Linked DNA regions of Homo sapiens: region 1 is linked to region 2. The links are chromatin contacts, found by Hi-C or POLR2A ChIA-PET in ENCODE. All regions are on one chromosome and are shown on one strand. Each heading gives the region's core, a stretch centred on a gene start or an enhancer-like site at or near the end of the contact. The rest is flanking DNA. Distances are from core to core; before and after follow the strand shown.

Evidence for each region. A loop is a pair of places that touch in the nucleus more often than their neighbours do. ChIA-PET counts read pairs that join two places held with the same protein, here RNA polymerase II (POLR2A). Pooled maps may share reads with other maps.
Region 1: a pooled map shows a loop between it and region 2 (2.7-fold over the local background). The contact joins two enhancer-like sites. A Hi-C loop is called at or near these places in 1 of 168 maps with a recorded cell type or tissue (cardiac septum), 2 of 37 single-sample maps with no recorded cell type and 7 of 50 pooled maps. POLR2A ChIA-PET finds 5 or more read pairs at or near these places in 3 of 52 experiments (BJ, activated T-cell and endothelial cell of umbilical vein).

The regions. Positions count from the first base shown.
Region 1 is chr6:130,674,768-130,679,477 of GRCh38, forward strand. No RefSeq gene overlaps it. Among named protein-coding and RNA genes, the nearest start is that of SMLR1, 150 kb to the right of the region's middle. Within about 2 kb of position 1,469, at least 2 of the 41 ENCODE cell types and tissues checked have a DNase peak (open chromatin) inside an H3K27ac peak, as active enhancers do.
Region 2 is chr6:130,512,451-130,517,190 of GRCh38, forward strand. No RefSeq gene overlaps it. Among named protein-coding and RNA genes, the nearest start is that of TMEM200A, 150 kb to the left of the region's middle. RefSeq lists enhancers at 1,537-1,686, 4,713-4,740. Within about 2 kb of position 1,446, at least 8 of the 41 ENCODE cell types and tissues checked have a DNase peak (open chromatin) inside an H3K27ac peak, as active enhancers do.

The DNA.
Region 1 (4,710 bases), core at 219-2,718, 160 kb after region 2:
AAAATATTTCTCACTTAGGCAATCTTCTATTGGCATGATGCCAGAATTTCTTCATCTACTTAAAACAATTGCAATGGAATGCAATGGACTGAATGCAGACACAGATATGGGAATTCAACTGTTTTTTTTAATTAATCTAAATCTTAAATTGTTTTTTATTAATCTAAATAATAAAAAGGTTTCCCAAAATGTAAAATAATGTTATTCTTACCAATAATCTTTTGGTTTTGGAAAATGTAGTTATTTTTCATAAAATATGTTTCTTCTATTAATGGACAATGGGTTTATTATTTTTAATCAATAAACATTTTAATTTCTCAGTTTTAATTTCTGATTGATAGATTGACAATTATAACTCATACAAACAAAAGCTCTATGGGGTTCTCAATAATTTTTAAGAATGTAAGAAGGTACTGAGACCCAAAGATTTGAGAACTGCTGACCTTTGCATCCATCTTGAGATTTGTATTATACTGAAATTATCTTTCTTTGTGTTTATCTTTCCACTCCGGCTGTGAATGACTGATGCAAACCACAAATGACGTGTCATTGTGCCTCACGTACCAAGCACAGAATGTAGCATGTACTGGTGCTTAACAAACATTGATTATTGAGTTCCAAGCTCAATTGGTATAACCTGTTCCCTCAAAGAACTAACTATATCACTGGAGAGTTAGGATATGCACCCCAAATAGAAAAATTATATATTCTGATTTTATTAAAGTGCCAGATGAGTTATAAGGGCAGAAAAGTAAAAACATTTAGAAATTTGTGAAGATAAAATACCCAAAATATCTTTATATTTACTGATCCCTGTAAAAATAAGGCTATTTGAAAATTCTAAGAGGTTACACAAATATTTTAAGAAATATTTACAACAAAATTCCAACTTATTAAAAGAATTTGGATAGCCTCCTTTGCTTCTTTCTATATACAAAATTAGCTATGATTTTAAACTGTAAAAACTGAAACTTGATCCCCTTGAAAAGCATTCTAGGATTCTAGCAATACCCAACTATGATCAATTAAAGATAAATTGGTGTTGTGAATTAATGCATTTATATAAGAGAGAAAACATCATAATTTGAAGCTACTTGTGAACACTAAGCTTGAAATGGAAAAACAAGAGTGTTGCTAGGAAATAAGTGAAAACAATCAGCTATTTTTATAGTCCAGAGCATCTTATCCCCTTAATGTGTTTTATTTAATTTGTTTATTGCTTTAAAAGACATTATTTCATATTAGAGGCATGATTTGGAATATGTACCTGAACAGCAGACTCTTTTGTGGAGGGAAATGAGTTTTACTAAAAGATGTCAGCTAATGGAGTCTTCCATTGGCCAAGATAAGTTTATTTTTATTGATGGTAACTATCTAGTCTCTAAGCTTAAGCAACCCAAACAAGTCCCCGGGCCCTAATAACTGCAACAGGTGTTTCTCAGGCTACCAGCCAAGAGCCACAGAGGGTCATCCTCAGAAAGAAAAGAGCAGAAATTTGTGACTTGGCTCCACCAGCTGGCTCCCTGGAATGCAGCACTTCCAAATCCCTTCTTCTGGCTCACAGAAAATATCAAGATTTTCCAGCACCTGCTGCCTTTTCCAGCTGCTGGCTCCTGGCTCCCACTTCCCCAGCCTACACCCAGAAAATCTTTGAGCTGCTCTTGCCCACCCTGCTGCCCACACTGTTTTCCAGGAAGGCCACATGCCTTCACTTTCTTTGATCTGGTCATTTTCCTCTTCTGTTTTTATGTCCCAAGTTGAAGTAAGACAGCAGCTCTGCCAGTCATGCATTTTTTGTGGCTCATGTGCTTTTTGTTGTTGTTTTGCTCCTTTTAAATAGCTCTACTCTTCTAAGGATTCTAGCAGTTATCCAAAGAGTTCCAGACTTCAAAACAATTCAGCAACACAACACAGTGTTCTTAAACAAAGGGGTTGATTGCCTTTTAGTTCAGTGTCAGTGGGTAAACTCCTTGAGATTCTTCATTATTGTGGACTGAACTGTGTCTCCCCAAAAATCATTGAAGTCTCAACTCTCAAGATGACTATATTTGGAGATAGGGCCTTAAAGGAGGTAATTAAGATTAAATGAGGTCATGAGAGTGGAACCATAAATATAGTAAGATTAGTGTCCTTATAAGAAAAGGATGAGACACAAAGAGCACATGTACACAAAGGAAAGTCCACATGAGGACACAGTGAGAAGGTGACTGTTTGCAATCCAAAGAGGGAGGGCTTACCAAAAACCAACCCTGCAGCACCTTGTTCTTGGACTTATAGACGCCAGAACTGTGAGAAAATAAATTTCTGTTGTTTAAGTCACCCCTTGCTGACTATTATCCCCTCTGAAACAAATGTACAAAAAGGAGAGCCAAGAGAACAGGAGGAGTCGTTATAATGGACAGAAAAACTTCACAACATTTCTGGAAAACCGAAGATGGACAAAAACTTACAGATAGATGAAATGACCAAAGAGGTCCACAGCCCAGACATAATTATGAGGAGGCAGCAGTATAGATGACAAGAAATGCCCTGTTGTAACTCCTGCAGGATGGAAGTGAGAAGTTACACTTTCATCCTCCTCCCCAAATCCTGCATCTAAAGCAAAGTCTGTTAGCATTTTCCCCTAAAGACTGAATAAAACATTTGAAGATAATTAAACTTTTTAGCTTAGTGACTCAAAATGAAAACTCTCTCTTTCTAACATGTGAACCTCTGTAGCCTAACAACTGACTTCTTACACATTTACCTGAACACAAATGCTATTAGTCAACACCACACAGAGTTTCTAGACAGAATTCATACTGAGAAGAGAGATTTTGAGGTAGGAAATCTTAAACAAGAGCAGAGAAAACTCAAATATATGCAGTCTTTCTGACTTAAAACAAGTGCATAAGCAATGGTTACCAGGTATTGAACTAGCAGCAGTAAAGAAAATCAATAACATAAATAAAAAATGACACTGGAAGAAATAGAGATAATTCAGGAAAAAGAAGAAAACTTTTAAGAAATATTCAAATGTATATGCTTTTTAAAAGATGAGCCATAAAACATGAACAGGATATTATGAAAAAAGAACAAAACCTTCTTGTATTAGTTATCCATCATTGCATAACAATGCATAACAAATTACCATGAACATGGCAGTTTATAACAATACCTATCTGTTGTGTAACAGTTTCTGCACGTTGGGAGTCTGGCCACAGCTCAATTGAGCCTTCTGTTTAGGGTTTCACAAGGTTGCAGTCAAGGTGTTGACTGGGCCACATATTCATCAGGAGTCTAAACTGGGGAGGCTGAGGCAGGTGGATCACTTGAGTTAGGAGTTTGAGACCAGCCTGGCCAACATGGTGAAACCTTGTCTTTACTAAAAATACAAAAATTTAGCCGGACGTGGTGGCACGTGCCTGTAATCCCAGCTACTCGGGAGGCTAAGGCAGGTGAATTGCTTGAACCCCAGAGGTGGAGGTTGCAGTGAGCCAAGATTGCACCACTGCACTCCAGCCTGGGTTACAGAGTGAGACCAGGCCTCAATACACACACACACATACACACATACATACATACATACATACACACACTGGGGGAGAGTCTACTTTTGGGCTCACTGGGGTTGTTGCAGAATTAATTTCCTTTTGGTTGTAGGACTAAGAGCTCTGACTCTTTGCTGACTTGACTAAGGCCACCTTCCATCCTCTAGAGCCTGTTTTCATCAGTTAGAGGCTGTTCACTGTTACTAAGTCTCTCTACAGTTCCTTCCAAAGAGAGCTTCCCCAACAGTACCACTTACTTCATCAAGCCAGTAAGGAAAGTTTGTAGAGGAAGTCAACCAGCAAGATGAAATATTACATGACATATTATAATCATAGAAGTGGCTTCCTATCTGTTGTTTTGAAGCAAATGACAGCCTGTCCACATTTAGAGGCATGAACATCAGGAGGCAGTATCACGGAGTGATCAACTTAGAGTCTGTCTGCCATACATCTGAAAGATTAAGTTTGGTTAGTTACATTTTAATAACTCAGCAGAAATATCCAATATAATTAGTGAACACAATTTTTTAAACCCCCAGAATATAGAGCTAAAAGATAGTCAGAAAATATGAGAGAAAAGACAAGGGAAATTAAAGAGTTTTGTCCTCTAAAAAATAAAGATGTAGGAACAATAAGGAGTTTACTTTGGGAGAATACAAGAATGAGAGAGAAGGGATGTAGGAAGAGGAAGGGCATGAATAACTTTGGTAGAAATTAAAATGTTTTTTGCTTGGGTCTTTATGTATTTTAAGACCCTGGAGGTTGGCCATTTGCTAATTACGTGACCTTAAAACAAGTTACTATTCCTCTGGGATTCTCAACTCATCTATAAAATAAGGAAAATAAAAACCTCCCATCACATCACTTGTAAAGATGAAAGGAAATAATGCAGCTAAAGCACTCTCATGGTCAATGTTATGTGTCAACTTGTCTGGGATAAGGGATGCCCAGATAGCTGGTAAAACATTATATTTGGGTGTGTCTATGAAGGTATTTTCAGAAGACATTAGCATCTAAATCAACAGACTAAGTAAAGAAGATCACCTTCACCAATATGTGTAGGCATCATCCAATCTGTTGAGTCCTCAAAAAGAACAAAAGTTGGATGAGGGGTGATTTCATTCTCTCTTCTTGAGCTGGTATATTCATCTGCTCCTGCCCTTGGACATCAGAGCTACTG
Region 2 (4,740 bases), core at 196-2,695:
ACTGCAAGTTACTACTCCCATCTGAAAGTTTCCTATAATTTCTGCTTTGGTTAATTATTTTAATAAAATATTCTTAATAAATTATTAAGATCAATAACCTAACTCAGGGAACAATCATGGAAGGAGTCTAAGTATTCATCTAGTTCAACCCTCTCATTTTATAAATGAGGAAGCAGAGGTCCAAAGAGATTAAGTAAGTTGCTTCAGGCCATAGAGCTAGTCAGTGTCAGGGGCTACACTGGAATCTATAACTCTGATTGTCCAGTACATTGATTCCACTAATAATGTGGAATGTATATTAGAATGTAAATAAAATGTTTTCCTTGTAAACCATGAAATTAGAAGAGGAACAGCTGTGAGCATTGAATGAAATGATAAATGTAAAAACAGGTAGCACATTACCAAGTACTTGTGATGTACCCAGTAAAAGTTATTCATGCTCGTATGTCTTCCCTCTAATTAGAAAAGTTATGATGATACATTCCAGATATACTCAAGATTCTGTTTGAGAAGTGCTACCAGCACTAACGAGACTAGCACCTGTGTAACATTCCAAGATCCCATACCATTTCCCACCAAATTAACTTTAATTTAATATTTAATGTTTCAGTATATTTCTTTTTGATTTCTTTATAATTACATATGTACGTATCAAAAAACATTATATTATTTTATATGCTTTAAACCCTATATAACATGCTATTATGTATTTCGACAACTGCTCTTTTTTACATTCTGCATTATGTTTAGGGGATTTATTTAGGTTGATTTAATTACTTCTAGCTTATTCATTCCTTTTCATTGCTGTACAACATTCAGGTCCATGAAGATTCACAATGTAATCACCTGATCTTCTATTAATAGTCTTTTATAGGTAGTCTGCTACTTTTTCCATACAAACAATCCTGCCATAAACATTTGTGTATGTTTCCTTGTACATATGTGCAACAATTTCTCCAGGGTATAGTATTAAGAATGTAATTGCCAAGTTGAAGATATATGCATCTTCAACTTAGCTAAATATTGCCAAACTACTGTCCAAAGTTGGTTATGCCAATATAGATTCCCACTTGCAGTGTGTAAGAGATCCTGTTGATCTACATCTCTGCCAAGTCTTGGAATTGTCAGACTGACATTTTTAGCAATCTGAAGGGTGTGAGATTACATCTTATTGTGATTTTAGTTTTCATTTCCTTAGTTAATAGTGTTAACAAATCCACTGAAAAGGAAACAAAAATGTTTTAAATTAAAGAGACTTTGTTGCAGCAAGCAGTTTGCAAACCAGGGAGATGCAGCCTTCAGTACAAAACAGAGGTACACTCCGCCAGAACAAAGACAGAAGTTGCTTTTTATAGAGAAAGTTGTCACCCAGGTTTCCGCTTGTCTGCTGTGCAAATAAGGGGTGGCTGATTATTTGTTCTGATTGGTTGATGTTAAGATTTATCACAGGTTACAGTCTAGTGGTTAGGTCCAGGTGCCAGAATCTAGTGGTTAGGTCCAGGAACTTTCTGGCAGTGTTGATTGAGGCAGTGTAAACAGGAACAGATAGCTATGAGAGTCCCAAAGTTCCCCTAGCCTGTGGTTTTTCTGAGAATGCAGGATATGTGTGTGGTCTCTAGTCAGCAAATGGATACTTGGCTGCATTTTGAATTTAAGCCCAATTAGTCGCTCAGGATCCACCTTGAAGGATTGGCTGTTTTGGAGTTGACAACAGAAAGGATAACCAACTTTTCACATTTATTGGCCTTTAGTGTTTTCTTCTTTTTTGAATTGGCCACTGGTATTTGCTGCTCATTTTTAGTGGGTTACTTACATTTATTTCATATTGAGTTTTAGAAATTTTAAAGAGTTTATGGTCTGGTAATTACTCCTTTGTGGGGCCTAATGTGTGAAAATACCCTCTGCCAATTTATGCTTTGCCTTTGAGCTGTCTATGTTGTCTTTTGTTGTGAAGAAGTTTTAAATTTTAATATTTATTTGTCTTTATATTTGGGTATTTTTAAGAACCCATTTTCCATGTTAAGGTAACAGAAGTATTCTCTGACATCTATAAATATAAAATGTTTACTTTCCATATTTCTGCCTTTGGTCCACCTGGAATTCATTTGTGAACATTGGCTGGAGTAGGACTCCAAGTTATTTACCTCCTATTAAGTTAATACATCCTATTGAGATAGAACCCAATTTTTCCAGGACTATTTCTTGATTCATTTCCCCACTGCTCTGTAATGTGATATCTATGTAATTCTGTTCCTTGATTTAATTAATTCTATTTATTTGTTTATCCCTGCCCTAATACCATGCTGTCATGATTTCTGTAGTTTTATAATTAATATCTTAATCTCTCGTAGGGCTAGTCACCCTTTATTCTAGTTATAGTGTGAATGTTGACTTCTCATATTAACACAAGCAAAAGTTTCAGACATGTTTCAGACCTCATGAAAGACTGTCAGATAACTAGTCAGTACGGGGTTGTGGCAAAAGCATGGAGTACTGACTCAGGGACCATGAGAAGTGGTGCAATATTCACAAACGCTCTGGGGTTCAGTTTCCTCATCCTTAAAAATGAATTAACATGGATTGGCTTGTAAAAGTTGCTATTTTGAGATAGTGAGGGCAGGAAGGATGATGGAAAAGAGGAAGGTTTTTACAAAACAAGGAAGTACTCCATTTTAGGGGACCTCTCTGGGTAGGTATCTATAGCTAGAGAGGGCACAAATGGGCCTCTGGAAAGGACAGACCTGGCAGATCATGTTTAAAACATCTGCAGAGAAGCGCTTTCCAATTGGAATATAGATGGCTTACCTGGTGCTTAATGAGAAAGAATAGAATGTCTCCATGGATGGGCTATAGAGTGAGCTACTTAGCTGTAACATGAAACAGAGGTACAGCTATAAGAATCTAATGGTTTTGGAGGCCATAAGTTGAATTAAATATCTATACATTCTTGTGTTTATGCAGCTGGTCCTTGAGATTTCCTTTCCCTAGGAAAATAGCCATTGTACCTCACACAGCTGACAGTGTGTGTCTTATAAAACCCGACAGTGGGAGTGCCACCTACGCAATCCAAGGAAGGGAAGCACTTTGATCTTTATGATGCGGTGGTGGAGAGTATTAATAGCAAATGTGATTCCCCAGTTAGAACTTCCATGACAAATTTTACCATATATAGAAACTCTTGACCATCTTATTTTCTTAAGGTACTAATTGGTTTCTTTATTTTAAAGCTACAGAGCCCAGACCAATGTCGATACTGTTAACACCACTTTAACAGCCAGCTCTGTATCAACTCAGGGTTCCTACTGATGAGTAGAGAAAAATGAGACAGAATTTCCAGCAATGTGTATTAAAGACAACTGAAATTTAAAAGCCATTTTTGGCCTGGCATGGTGGCTCACGCCTGTAATCCCACACTTTGGGAGGCCAAGGCAAGTGGATCACTTGAGGTCAGGAGTTGGAGACCAGTCTAGCCAACATGGTGAAACCCCATCTCTACTGAAAATACAAAAAGTAGCTGGGCGTGGTGGTGCATGCCTGTAATCCCAGCTACTTGGGAGGCTGAGGCAGGAGAATCGCTTGAACCCAGCGGGGCAGCGGTTGCAGTGAGCCGAGATCGCACTATTGCACTCCAGGCTGGGTGACAGAATGAAACTCTGTCTCAAAAATAAATAAATAAATAAAAGCCATTTTGTCCTACTTTGAGGGCCTACAAAAAGGTGTTGAAATCTTATAAATTAAAAAATAAATGAGGTCTATAAATTGCCTATAAAACACCTAACCTTTATTGTCTCACTTGTTACTTCCAACAAACCTGTGAGATAGGTTGTCTTCTTCATTTTATAGGTAAGAAAATAAGGTACAGATGAACTTGCATAAATAATCAAGTTAATAAAGCAGAGCTAGGATTTAATCCCAGGTGACTTCTTGAAAGGATGAAGTCTTGACCACTAGGTGTTGCTTCCTGTGTGAATTAAAAAGCTGTTGGGCTTTTTTTTTTTTTAACTTTGTGCAATTTTTAATGATTTTTATTCCTTTTAACATATCCAACATCCTTGTTTTTATTTCATGGCAATGGTGTTGAGTTGTGAATGTTCTAATAGAGAAGCCAGTCTAGCAGTCTGAACTCAAACTTGCCATCAATGTTCATACAGTGAGAAAGTGTTATGGTTTGGCTCTGTGTCCCCACCCAAATCTCATGTTGAATTGTAATTTCCAATGCTGGGGGCAAGATGTGGTGGGAGGTTATTGGATCATGCGGGTGGATTTCCCCCATGCTGTTCTCATGATAGTGAGTTCTCACGTACTCTGATGTTTTAAAAATATGTGACACTTCCCCCTACACTTTCTTTCTCTCCTGCCGCCACGTGAAGAAGGTACTTGCTTCCCCTTTACCCTTCCACCATGATTGTAAGTTTCCTGAGGCCTCCTCAACAATGCTTCCTGTACAGCCTGAAGAACTGTGAGTCAATTAAACCTCTTTCTTGATAAATTACCCTGTCTCAGGTAGTTCATTATAGCAGTGTGAGAACAGATTAATACAGAAAGTATCCTCAATTTTTGGTGCATTCATTTTACATTCACATAGTTCCCTGAGCTTTATTCCATAATTTCACTAACTGTTCTCTGTAGCATGTGTGGGATCCTTCTACTAGACAGGAGGCATGTTGAGGGCAAGGACTGTCATTTTCTCTGCTTTATACTCCCAGGAATTAGCCCTGTTCCTGATACATAGTAGGCACT